Linked DNA regions of Homo sapiens: region 1 is linked to region 2. The links are chromatin loops, found by intact Hi-C in ENCODE. Cell type or tissue: heart right ventricle. All regions are shown on one strand.

Region 1 (8,000 bases), 66 kb before region 2:
ATATCACCCCTGTGAAGAAGGCTCTCTATCCAGAAACTGTTAGTCAAAAAACTGATAAATAGCTCATGAATTAGATTTTTCTTTGTTCCCACATGTCACTGTTCAATCTCTAATGGATTTGTAAAGGTCACCCAGCAAGCAAGTGGCATGTAAGTTGGGACATGGACCCAGGCCGCTGGCTCTAAATCCAGTGTGCTTTCAAGCATGGCAGGTAGCCTTTCGAAGGGGAATAATAAATGTGAAAGTATTAGATTAAACTACATAAAATTCCAGTTTTATAAGCTAAGAAAAAACAGTTGAATATCAGCAATTTCATATGGTTCAATATGACACTCTACCAATGTATAAGAGTTTAGATACACACAAGTTATTATGATGAATTGTGGCTGATGAGCATTGTCTGCAGTCTACTCTGAATCACAACAGAATCAGTTGCCTTTGGATAGCATCCTTACCTACAACCACATACACCATATTGTTACTTGCCAATATGTTTGCTCTTACGTAGTGATATCCTGTGCCTGAGGCAGGTGCAATGTAAATGGAATACATGATACATCCCAACAGTCCAGGAAATGTACGAACTGCTGTTGTAAGTCAGCTGCTTTTTTTCCTTGGCATCCTTTCCTGAAATAATGAATCAAAACATTTCTCTCTGTAACAAGAAGTGCTTTGTGCTGATGAGAACTCAGGATTGTCTGTAGGGGTATATCCCAAGACATTCATTTGACCTTAATGAACAAAAGTGAGCTGCTTTTGGATCTACCTCATAAGGATGACATGAGCCTTGTAGTTCAACCTAATAAAAACAAATAGCACTCCCCAAACTCCCACAAATCATTTTGTCTGCCCTTTAAAGAGAACTCAGAAGTTTCCAGTGAAAAGATTCCTTACAGATAGTTTACAAATCTATCACAAAATGCACAACAATTTGAGAAATGAAAGAAAATCTAATAGTTAATACAATGATGAGTTAAGCTGAAAATGCTTAGGGTATGAAATTATATTTTTTCCAGTACCATATGCTTAATAAATCCAGAGTTTTCTGGAGCTATAGATGCTTGATGCTTCAGAGGAATATAAAATAACAAACTATACATCCAAACTGCATTAATGTGCAGTCAACTTTTGCATATGAACTAAATATCTAAAAACCTGGGGTGTAATTACTTATAAATTAATTTGTAGGCCTGAGTTGTTTTATGGTCCACATCAGGAATTGTCTTTGCCAACAGGGGCTGATAAAAACTTATCTCATATTTCTAAAATGAAATTCAAAATGTATAATTTCAGTTCATAATTCTTCATGCATCCTGAATTCAGCATTTGTCATTGTAGATATTCTTTAAGAAAATTTAATAAAAATTTTTAAAAAGACTTTCCTCCATGAAAAAAGCTTAAAAAAATTAAAATGTCTTCTAACTACATTTTATATAAAAAACTGGTGTTGAATCTAATCTCATTTCAGTTCTTAAAAAAATCTGGATTTTGACAGCTAGACCTTCTAAACTAGTCTCATACTAGTATATTATTTTAGAATATCATATATGGCATTTGGATATGTGATTGATAGTAAGTCCCAAGAAGTTTTTGGACTTTTCATAGGCTTATTGGATGAATAATATATTTCTGTAAGACAGAAGACTTATTGTCATTTATTTTCTCATAAAAACAGCAGATTTATAAGTAGATACAAAGTTTGCCTGAGTCAGTTATACTTAAGTCTTAACCACATTAACCAATTAAACTAAGAGAATGAAAATCAACAGGCTAGTATTGGATGGAGTAAGGCAAGAGGCAAAATAACTAAAGGAATTTTTTGATTATCTCATTGCTTTCCATATATGGCCTCCACAGAAATGTAGGCCATGGGTATTTTGGTACAAAATATTTGGAGAGGGAAGCTGTACACAGAAAAAACTGCTAGCTTAGAAATAGAGAATGTACTTTTCTATAAATGTATTATGATTTTAGAGAACACTTTGAAATCTCTGCTTTCCAACCTAACCATTCATTCATTCATTTCTTCAACAAGCTTCATATTGAAGATGCATTGTGTAGATAGATGGAAGAAGATGCAAGAACACCAGAAGAAAAGGAGTTTCTATCCCAAAGAGTTGGCTTTTTTTTCAATCTAATTGAAATAGAACATAAAAAGTTGAAACAATTAAAGAATAATTTTAAGAGGCCCTTATATAAGGGCGTGAATGTTTGGAGATATTCAGATAATCAATATCAAGGAAGTAATTGGAGTATGACCAGGTTATTAATTTATTTTGAGTTGGGTCTTGAAGACCAAGACCTCTTTTGGACCTGGACAACCGAAAATATATCAAATGCACATTCATCTCTTATTAGGTTTATATTACTCAACATATCTTTCATCTTTTGTTTTACTGTTTCTAGTAAAACTATCTCATATTTACCTCAGGAGTGCTCTTCACCTTCAACGCTAAGGTACAAAGTTTCTCTTGACATTTGCCCATAAGCATCACTGACTGTAGGATAGACTCAGGACTGGCTGACCCCACTTCCTGGGAATTTACATGACAGCAATCATGGAGCAAAAATAAGTGGTTGTTAATAATCAACACCTAGCTGCAGGAGTGACAATTGTGCCACCAAATGTTTCCACAGGAAAAGATTATGGAGAGTGCTATTTAGAAAAGACTACAGTAATCAAACTCACCAATCTAGTAGGAGAAGTCAGAGACAAAACAACATGGTGATTTTTAAGCACCGGTGTGAATCTCAACAAAAATATTCATTTGAAAATACAAAACAAACCTGGCAGAGAATGCAACCACACAGATACATACAGACTCACACATGGGTTTATTAAAAGGAAAACAAATAATCATTAGTTCAGACTGTCTTATATCATACTGAATCTACCTACATAGATTGCTACACTGGGTAACTATCATTAACAGTCTCTGGAGCTTTGAGGAATCAACCTCTAGGGTACCTCCCAAACTGTAAAACATTTGTTTTGTTTTAATTTTACAAGATTCCATATAAAATTTACAAACATACAAGTTGTAACAGAGAGACAGTAAGAAGTAAAAGGATTAGCTAGCCCTTTATCATCTTTGAACATTTATTTTAATCAGAAGGGCACAGAGATTGCAGAGGATCATTCCTGGACTATGTAAGAATCTGGAGCCCATTATCCAGAGTCCGAATTAAGCAATAATGCTGTCATAGGCTTAGTAGGCCTACTCTGAAAACTCCATTCTTTTTCTTGTAAATTTGTTTGAGTTCATTGTAGATTCTGGATATTAGCCCTTTGTCAGATGAGTAGGTTGCGAAAATTTTCTCCCATTTTGTAGGTTGCCTGTTCACTCTGATGGTAGTTTCTTTTGCCGTGCAGAAGCTCTTTAGTTTAATTAGATCCCATTTGTCAATTTTGGCTTTTGTTGCCATTGCTTTTGGTGTTTTAGACATGAAGTCCTTGACCATGCCTATGTCCTGAATGGTAATGCCTAGGTTTTCTTCTCTGGTTTTTATGGTTTTAGGTCTAACATTTAAGTCTTCAATCCAACTTGAATTGATTTTTGTATAAGGTGTAAGGAAGGGATCCAGTTTCAGCTTTCTACATATGGCTAGCCAGTTTTCCCAGCACCATTTATTAAATAGGGAATCCTTTCCCCATTGCTTGTTTTTCTCAGGTTTGTCAAAGATCAGATAGTTGTAGATATGCGGCGTTATTTCTGAGGGCTCTGTTCTGTTCCATTGATCTATATCTCTGTTTTGGTACCAGTACTATGCTGTTTTGGTTACTGTAGCCTTGTAGTATAGTTTGAAGTCAGGTAGTGTGATGCCTCCAGCTTTGTTCTTTTGGCTTAGGATTGACTTCGCGATGCAGGCTCTTTTTTGGTTCCATATGAACTTTAAAGTAGTTTTTTCCAATTCTGTGAAGAAAGGCATTGGTAGCTTGATGGGGATGGCATTGAATCTGTAAATTACCTTGGGCAGTATGGCCATTTTCACGATATTGATTCTTCCTACCCATAAGCATGGAATGTTCTTCCATTTGTTTGTATCCTCTTTTATTTCCTTGAGCAGTGGTTTGTAGTTCTCCTTGAAGAGGTCCTTCACATCCCTTGTAAGTTGGATTCCTAGGTATTTTATTCTCTTTGAAGCAATTGTGAATGGGAGTTCACTCACGATTCGGCTCTCTGTTTGTCTGTTGTTGGTGTATACAAACAACCCCATCAAAAAGTGGGCGAAGGACATGAACAGACACTTCTCAAAAGAAGACATTTATGCAGCCAAAAAACACATGAAAAAACGCTCATCATCACTGGCCATCAGAGAAATGCAAATCAAAACCACAATGAGATACCATCTCACACCAGTTAGAATGGCAATCATTAAAAAGTCAGGAAACAACAGGTGCTGGAGAGGATGTGGAGAAATAGGAACACTTTTACACTGTTGGTGGGACTGTAAACTAGTTTAACCATTGTGGAAGACAGTGTGGCGATTCCTCAGGGATCTAGAACTAGAAATACCATTTGACCCAGCCATCCCATTACTGGGTATATACCCAAAGGACTATAAATCATGCTGCTATAAAGACACATGCACACATATGTTTATTGTGGCATTATTCACAATAGCAAAGACTTGGAACCAACCGAAATGTCCAACAATGATAGACTGGATTAAGAAAATGTGGCACATATACACCATGGAATACTATGCAGCCATAAAAAATGATGAGCTCATGTCCTTTGTAGGGACATGGATGAAATTGGAAATCATCATTCTCAGTAAACTGTCACAAGAACAAAAAACCAAACACCGCATATTCTCACTCATAGGTGGGAATTGAACAATGAGATCACATGGACACAGGAAGGGGAATATCACACTCTGGGGACTGTTGTCGGGTGGGGGGAGGGGGGAGGGATAGCATTGGGAGATATACCTAATGCTAGATGACGAGTTAGTGGGTGCAGCGCACCAGCATCGCACATGTATACATATGTAACTAACCTGCACAATGTGCACATGTACCCTAAAACTTAAAGTATAATTTAAAAAAAAAAAAGAAAACAAAAAAGAAAACTCCATTCTTAACTTCGGGCTGCAAAGTAGAAATCTGCCCATTTTTACCAATATAGGGATAAGGGCTAGTCACTCTTTTCTTCGTATTTCTGCATACAGGTTTACTGTGTGTGTCCTTGGAAAGATTTCTTTCTTTACCAACTTCAGTTATGCAATATAAACTCAACATGTTTAACGTTACAGAAGTGTTCACTATGCAGCAGGAGGAAGGCACACAGTCAGCGTACATCATTTTACTCTTATGTTATCTTTCAAGTTGAGTGTCAGATGCTCGCCATCTAAGAAGAATGACTGTTCTCCATGGTACTAACCCATTCTCTTCAGTAAAAGCATAGTCAGCCTGACCTATGGAAGGAAGAGTTGCTCAATGATGTCTGTACATTTTCAATTCATTAAAGCTCTACATTATGAACATAATCATTTCCCTCCTTAATACATGATAAATGATGTCTCTAGAGTTCAGGGAAATATTAATAATGAGCTGACACCATATTTTTTTGCCTGATAAGTCCATGTATCATTGTACCGCTGTCTTTAGGAATCCCACCTCCTACCCCTCAAAGTCAGGCAGAACCTTCTGTCTAGCCAAAGACATGCCCTGTTGGAATATACTTTTGTTTTTCCAGAAAATGACCATTCTGAATCTAAGAAATACAGTGTAAATCACCAGGAGGGTTAATGCTTACTAATTGCCCATGACTAAAGCTCTACATAATGTCTAGTGACACAGAGAATTCCAAATCATTATTTGTTCATCTCTCAGTGAACAATACACTCATCAAACATACATTAAAGAAGGCCTGCTTTTAAGAGCACTAGGGCTGGCATCAAGTGCTGCTGAGGAGGCTCTTCTCAAGTGTGAAATATGCTATTGAATTAGCAGCAAATGCATTATTTAGGGAAGGGTTATGCTTTGAACACACACACACATACACACACAAAGGCACTAAGGCATTGCCTCCTCCTTCCCTCCTTAGTTGCTCTTTCCTGAATAATTTTCATTTTCATTTCCTCTGCATTAGTTTTTCATAGAATCTAGTGAACAATATAAAGAATGTGGTGGGGAAAATGAGATGATTCATGGACAAGAAGCAGCACTTTTTATTCCCATGTTTACTGACCAATGGCTCTTTAGGAGAGATGATAGTAAACACTCTAGCCATGAATCAAAACACAATTGGGCTGTTAATCAGGGTGTTAAGTATGAGTCTGGACCCTCAAGAAGCCCCAGAGTAAGCTCTTTCTGAATGACAGGGGCAGTGAAAGACTTGAAACCACCAAAATAAGAAGTGGAGAGCATCAAGGGCTGTTCAGCTTTCCCTTATCTCTGCTTCCCTTATAGGGAGACCAGAAGACAACAACAAAGACAAATCTGAGATATGTCACCAGGATCTGGCCTACCTTGTAGATACCACATATCATTCTTTTGAATGCTTACTTGTAGAGATGTTTCTTAAAAATTACTAGAAAACATACGGTAAACTTTACTATAGGCAAAGCTTTTGCCTGAAACTCTCAAAAAAACAAATAGTCAAATGCTTTTTGTCCACCATCAAAACTTTCACCGTTGCACCTGTTTTCTTAGCCAAATCCTTCTGTTAATGATTTGGTATTAGTCATTCCCACTGCACAGAAAACACATGCATCTTCAGCTTAGCCTATACAGTGACTAAACTTCTGTATTTGCTCCAGGCACACTTGAACACTGACTGTACTGTTTTAATAATAATCCTGTAGGATGACAATTAATTAGTGCCTCGTTCAACTATATTGAAGACAAAAGGCACTATGTGAGCATTCAGGATTAACATTCATTAGTATTCCTCCTCCAACCAGCAACCCAAATATTCCCTACTTTCCCTATTATCACTAATTCTTGCTCACAAATTCTACAAACATTAACTAATTAATGATGACACTAGCCCATAAGGACAGTATATAAAGGAGGGTTAAAGAAAGGAGATAAGGAAAATAGTCTCATTAGTTACACATTTCAAAATTTAAAATGCGACATCTAAAAAACCAACTTATTTTGTAAATGACAGACAGAAAGAAGAAAAAAGAAAACTTTAAGTGGGGAGATTTGGAAGTGAAGCCAACCTTTAGAAGAGCAGTTGAAATAATAATTCCTTGAAACTTTCAAGTCACAGCTTGATGGGTACTTTCCTGGGGCACTTAAAGGATGGAGAAAATAGAAAGGAAGATGAAGAGAACAAACACAATGAGTAAAATGAACTGTTATAGTGGACTTCAGGGAGTTGAAAACATGCGATAGAGGCCCATGTCTACACATTACTTACTCAAATGCATTCTTGTTTATAGAGTAAAATATTCTGATCACCCAAAATGAACCAGGCCAGATGCAGTTTTAAATCCATTTAAATCGATCAGAGAGTGAGTTATCACACTATACTACCACCAAAGTAAATGTTTAACTCTTTCATATATACCATTAATATCGGGTAGTTACTTTCACTTACTATGAAAGAACAAAACTTCAAAACTAAAAGGATTTCTAAAGTATAACCCAATCAGTTAGATATGTCCATGGGCACTGAATTGTACATGCAACCCTTGACAAGTAATACACTTGCTTACTAGAAGACAGCTGCAACGATTTGAAGACAGTCAACCATCTTATGTGAAATTTTACATCCTATAATATCGTTATAAATTGAAATTTTCTTCCAGAAAAGGCAGTTCGTTGTATTAATGTAACAAAGTTGATCAGGAAAAATAATTGAAAACACAATTTTACATTTTTGTAGAGAATTAAATAGGCCAAAAATTTATGACAGAACAGCTATGTCAGAAATATTACTTTAGGAAAACTCTTTATCATTTTGTTAAGCCTTCCTAAAATTGAGCATAATGAACTTCTAACAGAAAAAAAGCTTGTTCTTTTCCTAGTAAATCTCACTTTT
Region 2 (8,000 bases):
CAATGAAAACAATAAGGAAGTTTGCTAAGAGGTTAACTTGCCAGAGAATAAATTTAAGTCATACACACTGAGAAGTTATAAATCTCTCCCCAGAAAAAAATGCCTATCAGCATCTCAAGCCAGCCTGGCTTTTAAGAGCATTAAAGCAAAGGCACTAAGCCTAATATATTCACATATAACACATGTGGTGGCCGTTTCCCATGCTTTATAACTCAGAGGGCAGCTGCTGCTGTGTGGGAAATGGACACTGACAGGTACTGGTGATTTATACTGCGGCACTCACAGAGGAGTGGACTGCCAGCCTACCCCGAGCCCTCAGGCTCTGCCATACTCCCGCCACTCAAAAGCAAACCCACATGGGGGCATCTGATCTGCTTTGGTTGGGGGAATGAGAAGAGGTCGCCTAGGGAGGGCGACCAGCCTCATTTCAGCATATCCAGACTACATTAAACACTCACAGATTTTTTTCAATGCAATGGAACCCAAACATGTATGAAGAATTAATTAATATGTATGCCTCATTTTTCACTCATTAACATCCAACATCCAAAATTGTTATCTTATCTGAGATCCCCTGAGACTCTATAAGGTTCCTGTGCCTGTGGCTCATGTCAAATATATAAGAAGATGACATCTTACAGAAGCCAACTAAAAAGTCACCATCCTCCTCCCCCAACATCAAGTCCTCACTCTCTACTGACACTTTTCAGGGCTGTCCTTTGTTAAATCATCACAGTTTCATACAAATCTACAGCAGCTTCAGACTTTACCTAGAAAGTGGGAAAGGGCCCAGTGCTATTGTGCTAGTCTCCATAATCCTTTGTTACCAATCAACAAAGTCTTTAAAACACCCGGCTGAATGGGAATTTCTCTGCCAGTAAACTAGACACTTGGCCTTATTAAGGGCACCTCCTACTGGTCCTTTTATAGAGTGAACTATGCTTTCTCGTTGTAAGTTTCCTGCCATGTTCCTAAACAGGGGAAATTATTACTAAGAGAAAGAAGTGATACTCAGATTAATGAGCAAAGGCCAGAGTGTTGTGAATTGGCAATATCTTAAAAATGCACCATCCACTTTCCTGCGAGCTGCGCAAACTGCATCACGACTCACTTGCAAATAACAGATATAGATTTAGAAGTGCAGAAAAGTTTAAAGATTTAGATCCGTTAGCCTATCCACCAACATAACCCATGTGTATGTGTGTGTATGTATCCCTTCCTTACATCTGCTTTTTCAAGCATAGATCTGTCTGTTGAGGAGAAAATTAAAATGAAGCAGTAATACATGGCCCTGACTCTCTGGACAAGAAATGTAAATAAATGCAAAGAGAATATTTAATTAATTTAGACATTAATAAAACGCACATAAATTTATCTCTATTAATCTACCCCCACCCTATGCCAGACAAAAGTCACTTGAGTAATAGCTTTAAAATACTGTCGTGTAATTGACAAGACATCATTGTTCATTTTTGTACACCTTGCTTCATGCAGTGCATTCAGCTAGCACATTTCAGGTCAGCAGTGCTGCTGTTAGGCAGACTTTCTACCCAGTAAGGGATGCCCCCTGAACTTCCCCTTTCCCGTCCGCATAGGTCTCCCAAACTGCTATAGAAAGCCCAAGTCAATCTTCTGGGCAGAAGGAGGGTCCTCCTCCCCGCAGCCTCTAGCATTTGAGGGTCTCGAGGAGGCAATTTAAAACAGACACCTATTCATTACTGTGGAGATGCCCACCCCCCCACCCCCACCCACCTTTTGCGAGAGTAATTGTTGAGGACAAAGCTCCGGGAGAGAAGAGCCAGGGGAGGAGGGGACCGGCCCGGGAGGGACAGACGGAGGGAGGGAGCACCAGCGGCTAAGCGCGGGGATGCGGGTACGCGCTCATCACAGGACAGCGCGCGTGCACACACACACACACACACACGCACACACACACACCCCTCCTGCCTGCTCTCTCTGTCTCTGGCCAAAGGAAGATGAGGAGCTGAGCCCGAGTGCAAGCGCAGATTCCTGCCCGCGTGCGGCCGAGCGAGGCTTTGGGGAGCCTCGGGCTGCCTTGGCGCTTGACTGTCTGAATCCCTCGCGACAGTGAGAGGCGCATTTTCTGCTCGCGTTCGCAACCCTTGGCCATGCAGCACTTAGCAGAGAAGAGAAAGCCGGAGCTGCGGACTCCGGGGAGGCTGGGGGCTTGGCCGCGATTGATGTGCCATTCCCTGTTAATTTCCCAGGCACGAACTGGGGAGCTCCTACTCAACGCCCGGTCTCTGCCTGAGCCTGTTTTTCCTTTGGATTTGGAAAAAGGTCGTTTCCGAAGGGCTCTCTGAATGCTCATCCAGCCGCTCTCCTCTCCTTCTTTGCCAGGACCGCTCACTGTACCCCAGTGCCCATCTACACTTGCGGTGAGGTCCCGCAAAACAAGTGGACCTTATCATGAGTCATTTTGCTCTTTTCTATTCTTTTGGCCGTCGAAGCCGCCAGCTCCGTATTCGGAGATTACAGCAGTCCTGATCAGCCAGCCTCCAGGTCCCTCTTTCTCCTGCACTAGCCAGATCCAATCCCCAAACAGTTTTGCCATTTTTAATTAGAAACTGAGCTAGGCAAGTGCCAGGGTCAGGGCGCCGGTTCTCTGGAATATCAATCACTTGGAGTTTGGAGGTGTCCTGGAGCTATATGGAGACTCAGCTTGCGAACTACATTCACCGTTAAAAAATAAAACAATATTAAACACACCTCCCCTCCTCCTTGGCAACTCTGTGCCTCCTTCAGTACCAGGATCCCCTCCTTGGAAGTACCAAAACATATTAGCTGTCCCTTTCCCTATTCTCAATCACCAAGTCCAAAAATCCAAACCAAAAGGAGATGTATTCACACACCAACGACTCAGCCCCACCATCTACATTCTGCGCAGACTTCCTCAAAGCCCCTGGATGTCCTCCTCGCCTGCTCCTGTTGCCCCAATCCTCCCCACTTGGTAGGTTTCTGGGGCTTTAAGGACCCAGCCCAGTTCCTTTCAACGATATCCCCAGCACCTGCCCCAGCCCGCCGGCTCTCCAAACCAACCCAAGTATTTGCAGAAGCAAAAATGCGTGAAGCATCAGATTTTAAAACAGCGAAGGGGCGCCCCTTGTACCACCCCCCCACCATCATCCGCCCCCAGGGAAGAAAAAAACTCTTCTATCTTTTATCATCGGTGCGCAAATGGGGGCAGCGCAAGCGCCAAATCTCTTGCTATCCCCCACCCCAATTCTACTACTCGCCAAATGAAATGAGAAGGGAAGTGGGGTACGGAAGGGGGTGCGACGAGAAGAAAGGAAAGAGCCACTTACCGGTTACTTGAAGATGCGCGCTGAACAAGGAAGCTCCGAAGAGTACAAAAGCCAGCTTGGGTACCCAAACACATCTAAGACTATTCTCCATATTTCAGCCAACACCTTCGGGGCCAGGGGTCGCGGGCAGCGGCAGCACTCACACACATGCACTCACACACGCATGCACACATGCACACACACGCGCCGAGCCCCTTCGGCTTCCTCCTCCTCCTCGTCCTCTTCCTCCACCTCTTTCTCCACCTCCCCTGCGCCTCTGCTGCCTTCGAAGCCTTTTTCCTTGTCCACTGACAGAATCAGCAGCAAAAGCAGGCAGCAAAAAGTTCCATTCGGTCCAAGAGATCCCGAGCCCCGGTAAAACCTTAGAAAACTAACTCAAGGAAACGGAGGGAGCCAGAGGAGGGAAGACAGCTCTCTGAGGGGCTCGCAAGTCATCAATAAACCACATCCAGGAGGGACCAAGAGGAGATGGAAGGCAATCCTGTGGCCGGGCTGTGCATTAAAAGGTTGAGGCTGGTTCCTTGTCGTCGGTTGGGTAAAGTTGAAGAGACAATTCCGCGCGAGAGCTGGAGATGCTGTTGGTTTTTCTTCCGAGAGCCGAGGGGACCCAGGGAGGAGAGGCGGGGGGGACTGCGGGGTGGAGCGCTCTCACTTGTTACTGGGGTGTCCGCCAGCGGTGTGCGAGCTGGGAGTTGGAACCGTACTACACATTGATCCGGAGAAGTGGAGGGCTGGAAGGGAAAATGTGGAGACCGGAGGGAAACGAACTGGATCAGGCAAAGATTCCACGGGAAGGGGGTGGGGGCAGACAGACTATGGCTTAGGGAAAAAAGAGCGGACCGAGGAGGCTTCCAGGAGCTGCATTTGCCTGGTCTGCGTATCAATGCGCAGGGATGCCCTCTGTGGGCAAAGCGTGGGAAGTCACTTTTGTCAATGGAGCCTGCGAACATCCTGAGCGTCTGGAGGTTTTGCAGCGACCGTGTTTGACACTCAGCCTTCAGGAAATTATTGGTATTTGACTGTAAAACCTAGGCGGGCGTTTAAGGCGGAGGAGGTGGCCAGGATGTTTACTTCCTTCTCTGCCCTTGGCATTATTTAAAATACAATTTTTCATTTGGAAAGAATCACCTGATCCAACTCCCTTCTAGGACGGGAGGGAAATCGAGATCCTGAAACACACAGCGGACAGGACAAAGGCCAGAGTTATTTCCTGACATAATAGCTAAGGGGCCTCCTTTTGTAGGACGTCTCATGTCGTCTGTGTTCTCTCTTCTCTCGCAATTGTTTTCTTTAACATATTTAAAAGCACTTATCATGTTCCAGGTGTTCTGTTGGCTCCCAGGAAATAGTTGGGACATCCAGTGAGACTCAGTCTCTATCCTCAAGGGGTTTGTGATCCGTCAGGAGAGAAGCTAAATGGATAATTATAAAGTATCGTGATAAATATGATGGTTCACGTAATGGAGGGGGTGCTCTGGGAAAACAAGAGAGACATTTCTCCAGTCCCTGGCAGATAAAGTGAAGCAACCATACACACGCGTGTGTGTGCACACACACACAAGCACACACACAGCAGGAAACTTAGGAAGGGTGAACAGTAAAGCCCTTTCAGGAAACTGTTTTAAGCTGAGTTCCTTTGCATAACTTGTCTCTGCTGCGGGAACTCAAGCTCCTTTGAGAAGAGAGAGGTTGTATGCCATCCATTTTTGCACTCCTCACAGATGCTAGCATAGAACTTGGAATTCTGCACATGCCAATACGTTTCTGCAGAATAAGTGAACTTACAAACCAATTAATTTGGCCGGGAAGGATAATGAATAGAAATGTCATTCTGGTAAAATTCTGTCGTTTAAGGAGATGTTCAGCTGTGGATTCAGACCATTCCTTACTAGATTCTTCCCCACCTGTTCTTGTCACCCTCCCATGCTCACCAGGCTGTGAGCAGAGAGAATGTGAACATCTATTTAAGAAGAAAGGCGTGAGGGAAAGCATGAAAAATCCAGGATAAAATCATCATCAGGGAAACTCCTATGATGCTGGAACTGGACAACAGTGTTTTAGATCCCTAGTCATGCCCATTCCTTCCTGTCCTGGAAAAGTTAAAATATGAAGTGCCTGTGTTCACTAAAGCAAAACCTTCTGAAATAGCTTACATGGATGGATTCTTTAGAATTGGATGAAACTCTTTGGTTACCCCCAAATTTCTTGAAACACTCAAAACTTCCATTAGCTGAGGTGAAGCCTCTAGTGGTTCAGGACTGGGTTCTACAGCAAGGGTTCTTAACTCAGTCCATGAATCTTCCCAGGAAGTCTCCACCAACAAAATTCAGGAAGTTTGTGAATATCCTGAAATTTTATGAAAAGTGATTGGCTTGTGTGAACATGCTGTTTAACTGGGAAGGGAATCTTTAGCTTTCAGTAAATGTATAAGGTGAGTTCAAGCCTGCCTCCCTGCCAAAATGATGTAAAGAACCATTGCATAAGATAGTAGGTATGAGGGAAGAGTTGCAACTTCTTCTCAAGACTAATGAAGTCCTGTATTTCCCATATCAGTAATAGGATGTCTTCAACAAGTGGGAGGGAGGGTAGGAAACCAAAAATGGTCCATGTTGCTCAGATCTGGATTTTTCTTCAAATTTATTTTAAGTTCATGGTACATGTGCAGGATATGCAGGTTTGTTACAGAGCTAAATGTGTGCCATGGTGGTTTGCTGCACAGATCATCCCATCGCCTAGGTATGAAGCTCAGCATCCATTAGCTATTCTTCCTAATGCTTTCCCTCCCCTCAGCCCCTCCCTCTGAGAGATCCCAGTGTGTTTTGTTCCCTCGCCATGTGTCCATGTGTTCTCATCATTTTGCTCCCACTTATAAGTGAGAACATTGTGGAAGACATTGTGGTTATTCCTCAAAGACTTAGAGGCAGAAATACCATTTGACCCAGCAATCTTGTTACTGGATATACACCCAAAAGAATGTAAATCATTCTATTATAAAGGTACATGCACACATATGTTCATTGCAGCACTATTCATAATAGCAAAGACATGGAATCATCCTAAATGCTCATCAATAATAGACCGGATAAAGAAAATGTGGTGTATATACACCACGGAATACTATGCAGCCATAAAAAGGAATGAAATCATGTCCTTCACAGGGATACAGATGAAGATGGAAAGCATTATCCTCAGCAAATTAATACAGAAACAGAAAACCAAATACCACTCAGATCTCCTTCAGCCTCACATAGCTGTTCTAGTGATCAAGTTACTCTTCACTATGGCCCTTGACCCCTGTACTGAGTAATCCAAGCCATCAGTCCACTGACTAATGGGCTTCTACAAAAGACCATTGACTTCTCTTCCTCTTAGATACTCATTTGGTTCCACAGCTAGCTTCTGAAAGTTGCTTGTATTCTCTTCCCCAATACTCTTTCCTTCATCTTAGATGACTCAGCTTGATTTTAGAGTATTCTCTTAGAAACAACTTTGCTATTTTCTGACTCACAGTTCAGTGATTTATACTTGAGAGACACTGCGTCTCCTCATCTCTCCTCTCAGAGGTATCAGGCCCACTTGCCACATAGCCTCTTACTAGGAAAACAAAAACAAAAAAAGAATATCAAAAGATCAGGCAGAAACAGGAGAGAAATGCGGGCCACAGCAAATAGTTTAGCATAGCTGATACTCTTCACATAGTATTTAAGACGTTTTGAAAGACCCCTTCTGAGGTTTAATCTGGTGATAGAATATACAGATGTCCAGACACACTTTTGAGTTCAGAAGGTGCATTAATCTGCACTTTCAGTTTTTTCAAATCACATATACTCTTAGTTATGTGTGTATTAGGGGTGGGGGTGTATGAGGAGCATTGATTTTCTGAGATTAGGCCAAGAAAATAAGACAAATTAAAAGTGTACAATTCCTTTCAGAACATCCATTTTGGAACTGCATTCTTGTCTTATTTTTATTCTGAAAATTAATTATCTGAATCTATTTTTGTTCTCCCAATATCATAATCTGACTTTCAATACTTTCTAAAACATATTTGAGAAATATATTTGCAAAACCAATAACACCTAGTCAAAAGGTATTATAAAGCTATGAATTTTATTACGTTGCAGATCAAATCACATGAATGTGACAATATAATAGTTCACCATTTAGTCATTTAAGAAAGCCAATTATTATATTAGACTTAGGCTATGTGCTATCTATATAGAATATACAAATATAAATATGATGTGGTCATTTGACATGGGCTAATTTACAATCATGGGGTGAAGTGGTATATTTTAGGTGATATTTGTGGGCTTTTGTTTTTGTTTTTTGTTTGCTTGCTTGTCTTCCTCCTAATCTCTTCTAACTTATTCTAATAACAGGTCTTACAGTTTGCTCTGAGGGTACTACTGCTCCACATTTCTCAACTACAAAATTGAGGTAATGGATCCTGAATCACTTTAGTCACGCAGAGTAGCCTGTCTTTCTGATCACGATGAGAAATTCAAAACTGAGCCCTCAGCCAATCAGAGTGAAGAAGACATTTTCTGGGGCTTGTTTGAAGGAGAAGCTTTGCGTCCCTCATGGAGGCACTGCTGGGAGTAATCCTTTTCCCCTCAGACTGTGGAAGAGTATGAGTTTCAATGAAGGGACTAATTTAAAAGAAATCTTGGT

What was found. Peaks named below come from ENCODE experiments on the same cell type or tissue, not always from the same donor. Only the 100,000 strongest peaks of a DNase experiment are listed, where the experiment ranks them.
Region 1: it touches region 2 in a loop (5-fold over the local background); 5 of 110 quality-filtered maps call a loop at or near these places.

What each region holds. Positions count from the first base shown.
Region 1 is chr18:52,401,720-52,409,719 of GRCh38, reverse strand. All of the region lies in intron 1 of DCC (DCC netrin 1 receptor), which reads right to left. Among named protein-coding and RNA genes, the nearest start is that of DCC, 66 kb to the right of the region's middle. In heart right ventricle, no CTCF peak of the experiment used is centred here; no DNase peak of the experiment used is centred here.
Region 2 is chr18:52,336,205-52,344,204 of GRCh38, reverse strand. It overlaps DCC (DCC netrin 1 receptor), which reads right to left and starts at 4,008. Exons shown (of 29, transcript NM_005215.4): 1 at 3,327-4,008. The coding sequence starts at 3,417. In heart right ventricle, a CTCF peak has its summit at 4,220; no DNase peak of the experiment used is centred here; H3K4me3 peaks cover 707 bases; H3K27me3 peaks cover 6,609 bases.